Linked DNA regions of Homo sapiens: region 2 is linked to region 1. The links are chromatin contacts, found by Hi-C in ENCODE. All regions are on one chromosome and are shown on one strand. The core of a region is the stretch at or near the end of the contact, and the rest is flanking DNA. Distances in the headings are between cores, read along the strand shown. Region 1 has its middle 230 kb from the start of LINC01515. Region 2 holds the start of LINC01515 (long intergenic non-protein coding RNA 1515).

Region 1 (4,249 bases), core at 19-2,518:
GTGCAACATAGATTGAACAGTATATAAGCATTATCATTCACATTTAATAATTAAGCTGTTTCAATGCCCACAATGTGCAGGAATTCCACTGGTTTTAATAAACTGTCCCACTAAATAACAATAAAATTCAACTCTCACAGTAGAAAGAGATACTCAAACCATTGGTATTTTCCTGCCCCCCACAACCCCAAAATCCCTGTCCGCTACTCACATCCTTTTGCTGTTGCTTATAAACCCTCTTTATAAGAGTCCACTGTACCTGATTAATGCTCAATTTGTTCTTCATTACTGTACTGTCTATGACTTCATTCTCAGTCTTCCTTAAGGCAAGTCCTGTGTATGCTGCAGTTTGATTAGTGGTAATGACAGTGACTGCAAATGAATCTGTCTAATAACATAGGGCCATTGTCTGTGGGCACGCAAAAGGAAACTGAGAATTTTCTCTCTGATGTGATGGCATTATCATCATGAAAGACATTTCCTTTTCTTGTATCTGGGCTTACTCTGACTATGGAGATTAATGAGAACAGGTGTTAAAGAGCCATGGTAAGCTGACTGACTCACACACATGGGACAAAGGTGTGTAAGAGCCAGCTGTGGTACCTGAAAGGTGGACTTTTCCTAGCAGGAAAACCACCAATAAAAACCAACAGCAGACATAACTGGAACAGGATTCTATAAAACCCCTGTGTGGAGGCTCAGGGATTCAACATTAATTTCCAGGAGAGCCAGGGCAATGGATAGAGTGAGAGAAACTCTGAACATTTGAGAATATGACCAAAAATATAAAACACTTTAGCATCTTCACAATCAATACAGTCATCCTAGTGTATATAAACTAAACATCAATCTTGGTCATAATTACACTTTCCCTTTTTGAATTTTTTACCTATTACAACTTTTAGATAATTTTAATCCTTGTCATTAAATTACTAAAATTTAGAAAGTAGAATGAATCAAAACAATGAGGCTTTACTAGTATATGGAGATAGCTTACTGGACCCTAACAAAGTAAATTTGCTATTAAGAAAGATATCTCCAAAACTATGTTTCTAAAAGGGACTTCCAGGGTCAAGCTAGGTCAGCATTTTGGTAGGATTGATGCCAGAAAACACAGCTGCTACTGAAACATTTTTTCAGAAAAGGAAGTTCACCCTCTGAGTCATTTCAGATTAAATCTTCATCGCAGGCCTGTGTATGTGTTTTAAAGGAAGGTCTATAATCAGAGGTCCAATTGTTAGCAACTCTGGACATAATCTCAGGATAACAATTCAACCATTCAAATGCTCAAGGCTGAGAGTAAATACCACTTTTCTGTGGTTAAGAAAATAATAAATTCCGGAGGATCCACCACAGATAGCTCAATTACCCCATCAAGAGTTATCAACTACAGTCAGTTCTCCTCTGTGCTCTCTGGTGATAATGCACACAGCATCTGTTCCATTTTTCTCTTTGCGTTGCCACTTCTGGGTAATGTTATTGAAGCATCACCAATGGGTTAAACAAAAGCTGACACTTCAAGAGGAAGGAATGAAAAAGTTGCAGTGCTCGGAATAAGACTATTAAACCTGGGAGGAGTGAACCTATACCTGGAATAGAGAAAATGGAATGAGGTAGAACTGTTTTCACTTTGGAAATAGAGGCAAAGAAATATAAGTGAGTGGGAAACCTGGAAGGAGCCCAATTAAGAAAACAGTAGAGTTTCTCCTATCCCTCTGGTTAGTAATATAGATCTGGGAAGTCCCAGTGTGAGCAGACATCCTTGACTTTGTAGTCTTAAAATAAATGTGAAAGGAATTTTAAGAAGGGCATAAATTTTACAAGATTGCCATAATGCAGCTCTAATGGTTTACTGAGAATAGTGACAAAGTATAGATATGTTGCTATTTTATTTTAGAGAAATTCTGACCTAAACCTGAAGGAAATTTTTCACTAACAAAACGAAATACATTTATTGAATCTTAGGAGATAAGGTTCACATCTTTTAAACTTGGCTTAAGCCATGCTTCAGGCATTATTACATAGGACAGTAAGACTTTTAGTTTTTAACTTTTTGTTAACTAAGCATGGTCTCAGGTTTTACTATATTTTGTTTGGTTTGAATTGGGAAGTTCAGCACTGGAAGATATATGGAGCAGAATTATAATAATAATAACAAAGCAACAACAAACTACAATCACATTTTGCTCTAATCAGTTATACTGAGTCCATGCTATTAACTACCTCAAATTTGAAGTAGATGGAAAGAAATACAGGAAAGATAGGAAATACTGGATGCCTACCAAGTTCTCACAAAATCACCATAATTCTGGAATTGTTTTCACTATTCCACAAATGAAGAATTATGACTCATTTAAGTATTATTTTAAAGCTAACACAGCTAATAGATGCGTAAACTGGAATGCAAACATAGCACATATGATTTTATACCTTGTGTTCTTTCCACTAAATCTTACCACCTACTAAACAATTGTATTATCCATTCTATTATGTGAGCCTAATCAGCAGAAAATAGCATGTTCTCCTCAGTAAGCAACAGATAAAGAGAACCATGGCAGCCCTAAATAAAATAATAAAGGAAGCCATGGAAAGTTTTGATACGATAATTTATTGATATCACTGCTTCTCCTCCACTTCTTCTAATAAAGTTGCTACAGTTTCCAGACCATATGTGTCCCTTAGCCTCTGGGCAAATTGTAAGGTTACCAGAAGAAACTAAACACAATTCCTCTTCCTGCCATTGTGAATATCCAAGCTGAAGAAATGATGCTTGATGTGCCAGAAAGGAAGAAGGGAAATGTCAAGGCCTTTAAAGGATATAGACAGGAATAGAGAAAGGAGGAGAGTTTTCCCCAAGTGTCAAGATAGATTTGAGGAACACAGATTTTCCAAGATACGGAACTAGATTTATGCCTTCAAAAATGCTAAAGCAGATGGAAAATAAATAGAACTATTTTCATTCTTCAGGTGTCTTGAGTGCCACAGAACCCTTAATTATACAGACTTAGTTTGTGAGCATCTCAAGAGGAACCTATATGAAACAACGTGGAACCATGGGATGCTTTCTCAAATGGTCTTGCTTTGAAAAGCTCAAAAATAGGAATGGAGAGGGAACACCAATAGTGACAGATATGTACTTTTCTGCCAGTCCGATGGAAGAGGGACTCAATATTTATTTTATTTGTCTGAAAAAAAAATTTGTAAGTGATTGTTCCTTCATAGCTCTTTTTGCGGAGTGAGAATTATATTCGCTTACCTACGGTGAGAACGAACTGTCTTATAACCTAAGCTGTATAACTAAAACAGAAACGGAGAAACAAACAAAAACGAATCCCGAACTTGAAATGAAGGGAGTGCAATTTTGCCTTGGCTCTTTTAACTGGTTTAGAGCATTGAATTTATTACATAATCATTTTCCACTGTAGATTCTCATCTGTAAAGAGATAATTTGTATTAGGATGTCAGTATAGTTGCTTTCCAATATAATATGTGAGAAATGGAATAACCATACAATTATCAACTGAGAAATTTTTGAGAGTTAAAAGGAGTGCTAAAAACAATTAAAATTGTATATTTTTAAATACTTACTTAGCTGACAAATTAATTATATTAGAAGATTTAGAAATATTTTGTTTCAAAAATTATTTTCAAAATTACTTTTCCTAAAAATTAAAAATATTATTTATCTCTATATTAGAGAAAAGAATATTTGTATTGTTATTAAATATGTGAATATGAAAAATAACATTTATAGACAGTAATTTGTTTTCTAGCTGTATCTCTCTAAAATTCAATATCACTGGTCTTATTTTAATTTTTAAAGAATATGTGTTTTTTAATACGGATTTATTTTCAGGTTTTTCTTATAATTACCTGCAACTTTCTTTAAATTTTATTTTAAGGTTAATAATATTAAAAGTTTTTGCATGCTGAATTGATTTTCTCTGTGAATTAAGAAAATACTCTGTCAGTGCTGAAGTATCTCATAAGTTGAGAGAAAATTCTACTAACTGGAGTATATTTTTAATTCTATTTCTTTACATTAAAATTTGTAAATATTTAAGCCCAAACGCTGTTACAAGTACTTTTTTCATGCCTCAATACTGAATACCTACTTTGGCACACATTTTCACAGAAAAAATTCTCAAATATGTTTTCTGTTGCCATGATTTTTGAATATTTAACAGCATTTAACTGTTACAAAATTTTATAGTTTTGAAATGTATTTTCATACTGGGATAGAATATAA
Region 2 (3,991 bases), core at 1,415-3,914, 230 kb before region 1:
CAGGCTTCAGAGAATAGCTTTTTGCTTTAGCTTTACTGCTGGTAATGATAAAGATGTTTCAGTTCTCTCTCTGAGAGGTGCTTGAAATGAGAGATACTGAGCAGATAATGGTACTGATCCTCCTTCTGGAAATGAATTGGCAATGATCTGGATGTGGCACAAGATACAAGCTGAGGGTATCTCATAAATCAACAGCTAATCTTCAGTTTGATGGTGTAAGCGGAGAGACTCATTAATTAAAAAACAGCCTCTAATGCTGCTTGTAGTTTCTCCATTTTTAAGTCAATGCATATAAATCCCAGTGTCAATAAAGAGGCGGAACTGATCAATCAGAAAAGAAATATAGAAGTAAGAATTGTAATGAGACTATCTACCCTTTGATGGGTGACACTGAGGGAAGAGGAGGGCAATTGCACAGTAGCAAGATGAGGAATCAAGAGTTACAGCAATTGAATTTATTGAGATAAAAAATACTAATATCTAACATATATTACCAGCATTTCATCATCATCCTAAGTCTTTTGTTTTTATGTAATAATTTTTAATCCTCTTTCACCTCTCATTTTAAAGATGAGAACAAGAAGACATAAAGAGTGTCACCAAGGTCTTGGCAAGTTTGCCAAAGTCTCATATCTCCTAATCTGCAAAACTGCAATTTGTGCAAAGAAAATTTGGTTTCTGAACTTGGGTTTTTAACCACTGTTACAGACTGAACTGTGCCCCTTCAAAATCCTATGTTGAAATCCTAACTCCCAGTGCTTCAGAATGTGACTGTATTTGGAGATAGGATATTTAAAATGGTAAAATAAGATCATTAGAGTTGGTCATAATCCAATACGTCTTGTGTTCTTATAAGAAAATGCAATAAGAACATAGACATGCAGAGAGTTAATGTAATAATTGGTATTTATTATTATTATTATTGCTATAATAATTATTAAACAACGAAAAGAGTGAGAAAAGAATTCCGCCATTGAAAATGGACTCTTACTGCACTGATGCAAACAACTATATTGTCATAAAAATACTCACTGATAGTTTCCAATTTCTAGAGGAACCAGGCAGAGAGAAACAAATATGCTCCAAGTCTTGATCACAGGAGTATACCTTACTTAATTATTAAAGGCCATAAATAGTTCAAAGTTTCTTTGACTCTGAAAAACAAAACACGGATCAGCAATATTCCAAGCAAAGGTTAAAAAGATTTGTTCAGTTTCTTTTCTTTTTTTTTTTTTTTTTTTTGAGATGGAGTTTCGCTCTTGTCACCCAGGCTGGAGTGCAATGGCTCAATCTTGCTCACTGTAACCTCTGCTTCCTGGGTACAAGTGATTCTCCTGCCTTAGCCTCCCAAGTAGCTTGGATTACAGGCATGTGCCACCATGCCCGGCTAATTTTTTTTTTTTTAATTTAGTAGAAACAAGGTTTTGCCATGTTGGTCAGGCTGGTCTTGATCTCCTGACCTCAGGTGATCCACCTGCCTTGGCCTCCCAAAGTGCTGGGATTTCAAGTGTGAGCCACCGCTCCCAGCCTGGTTTCAGTTTCCTGAGTTCAGTCCATTTAGTTAACTCTTGTTTTGTTTGATATTTGTGAGCATTTCAGCTCCTTATGAGTCCTGTATATTTTTCTTTATTTTAATGTTACAATTTCCAAAGTTACCAGAAGCCTGTGTTTGAGAGCACCTGTTAAAGTTCTATAGCTCATTATAAACCATCTTTGAGAAGGATTAAACAAGGCAACAACTGTCTGTGAATAGCAAAATGTCCAGGGTACTTACAGTTAGAAACACGATTGACAAAGAAGCTTGGTTATCTCCGTGGTTTACAATAACTTAACATAACGACCTTAATTATGACTGATAGCATATATTCAGCCATTAGAATTCTAGAAATCTCATACAATTTTGGAACATGTATTAGGATTATTCACCCAGATACAACCTAAAGAAGACTGAGCATAATTTTTGCAATCCCATGTACCTAAACATGTCAAATAATCCTGTTTACCTCTCTTCTCTGGACACTTCAGGGGCCCTCTGACATATTTGAAAAGCCAGGTGCCAGGGAAGACAATTTTGAAACTGAGGTTTGATTTTGGGAAGGCTGTTAAATGTTTGAGGTTTAAATAACTTGATATTATGAAATAGAATTCCAGGTTACCAAAAGTTATTTATTTTGCCAAAATCATGACTCAGAAATTTTAAAGAAGCAAAAACCTGTTATAACCCTTTACAAATGTGCCAAAGAGCAGATTAGCACCTTAGGAAAATCTTGTTATGCTTTTATTTCAATTTACAGAAAAACCAAACAATACCCTTTTCTGAATTTAGTCAATATGTTCACATAGAATCTCTTCTGCAAGATTAATTTCCACAGTTCTCCCACCACTTCTTTGAACCTTCAGCTTTTTCCTAATTTAACTCAAACAATCCTTTAACCCTAGGCAAAAGTTTACATTTCCATGCCTTCTTATAACCTTTTATTAAAAAACACATTTTACTGTTCTTACTCACCTTGCATGTAAATATATTTCTAGTAGTTTCAACTCCTAGCAATTTTGAACTTTAAGGTAAAACTTGGAGAGTTGCTTTAATTGTGTGCTAACTGCAACTAAGGTGTGCCTTCTTAGTTAGGGGCGTGGTTAGTTCCATATGCCGTGAGTGAGGCCCTTTAAGAGACAGGGGACATGCAGATATTGAATTAGAGAGGGCTCATCCCCTAAGGCAGGATTGCTAAACAAATCCTTGCCGCCAGAGTTATAAGCCATGGCCTCAGGATGTAAAACAAAATAGAGGATTTATTTCACAAGCAAAACTTTGCAGAGCATACAGTGATAGCTGGGGAGCAGAGGGAGTGGCCTAGTAAAGTGTCTTCTAAAAAAAAACAAACAAACAAACAAAAAAAAAACTTTAAGGGTTTACTTGTTGAGGAGGTGGAAAAGGGGAGTGAAAAAAGGTTTAAAAATGCCTGGGGAAGAACTTCTTATTCGTCTGCAAGTGATTTCAACAGCAGGGTTAAAGCTTAATTACTCTCTGATAAAGTTTAACCCCCTGGCAGGGGAAAAGGAAGGCTGCGGTGGCTTGTGTCTGAGAACCATCTAGCCAGCTGTGTGGGACCCTTGGGCCATGCATCCCGTCCCGGGCACAGAGGGGAGGGGGAGTGAGGAGCCCCGGCTTTCCTGTCTGTCCTGAAAAAGGAAGGAAAAGGCCTTTCCCCCGACGACCCCCAACGGAGCAACGGAGTTTGGGGTCGTGTTTCCCCCACCCTCAGTAGTCTGAGGATGAAAATGCTTAGGATCAACAGTGAGAGGTTTTGAGTCCCCATTTCACTCACTGTTTCTTGAGCTCCCCTGTTGCGCGCCAAAAAGCAGGACTTTCCCTTAGTTCAGCTAAAGACTGGGTCCTTGTCCATTCCACGACCACGACAATTTAGGCTCATAGATGGTTTGAAGGGTGAGTAAAGCAGGGTTTTGTTGGGTGAAAAGGAAGGAAAAGGGGAAACAGGGACCCTCAGCAAGGCCAGAGGCCCCTGCTAGCGTGCTTCCTACCCAGCCGTTTGAATTCCAGGTTCCACACAGGAAGAGGAGGAGTCGGACTCCTGGCTGCTGCAAAGGGCACCAACTTCTGTATTTTCACTCCAGTGCGCATTCCCAGTGCGCAGGCTGGTTGGAGATTCTCCAGGGACCCCCTCCCACCTGGCTGTCTCACTTTCCGTTCTTGACATCAGACATATTGAAATTCTCTGGGGACCTATGTGAAAAGTGAAGTTAATTGCAATGAGAGAACTGGAGTTTGGGAGCTAATCTGATTGGAGGCTGGCCACTGCAGGTGATCACATCCAGGCAATTGCTGTTTAATTAAGGCAATGCGATTAATCACAGATGTCACTCACTGGTAGCAACAGATGACACTGTACAACATTCCACCTATGAAATAAACATAAAGTAACGTTTGGAAAGACAGAAACTGAGTTAGGTCTGAGATTCTCCTTTAATG

What was found. Hi-C counts contacts between places; a loop is a spot of excess contacts on that map. Pooled maps may share reads with other maps.
Region 2: a loop to region 1 is called in a map of heart right ventricle, with 2.7 times the contacts of the local background. The contact joins the promoter of LINC01515 here to the enhancer-like site in region 1. A Hi-C loop is called at or near these places in 3 of 168 maps with a recorded cell type or tissue (Caco-2, PC-3 and heart right ventricle) and 1 of 50 pooled maps.

What each region holds. Positions count from the first base shown.
Region 1 is chr10:65,338,655-65,342,903 of GRCh38, reverse strand. No RefSeq gene overlaps it. Among named protein-coding and RNA genes, the nearest start is that of LINC01515, 230 kb to the left of the region's middle. Within about 2 kb of position 1,268, at least 2 of the 41 ENCODE cell types and tissues checked have a DNase peak (open chromatin) inside an H3K27ac peak, as active enhancers do; they include PC-3, where a contact is called at or near this core.
Region 2 is chr10:65,570,098-65,574,088 of GRCh38, reverse strand. It overlaps LINC01515 (long intergenic non-protein coding RNA 1515), which reads right to left and starts at 2,664. Exons shown (of 6, transcript NR_120647.1): 1 at 2,510-2,664; 2 at 1,033-1,154.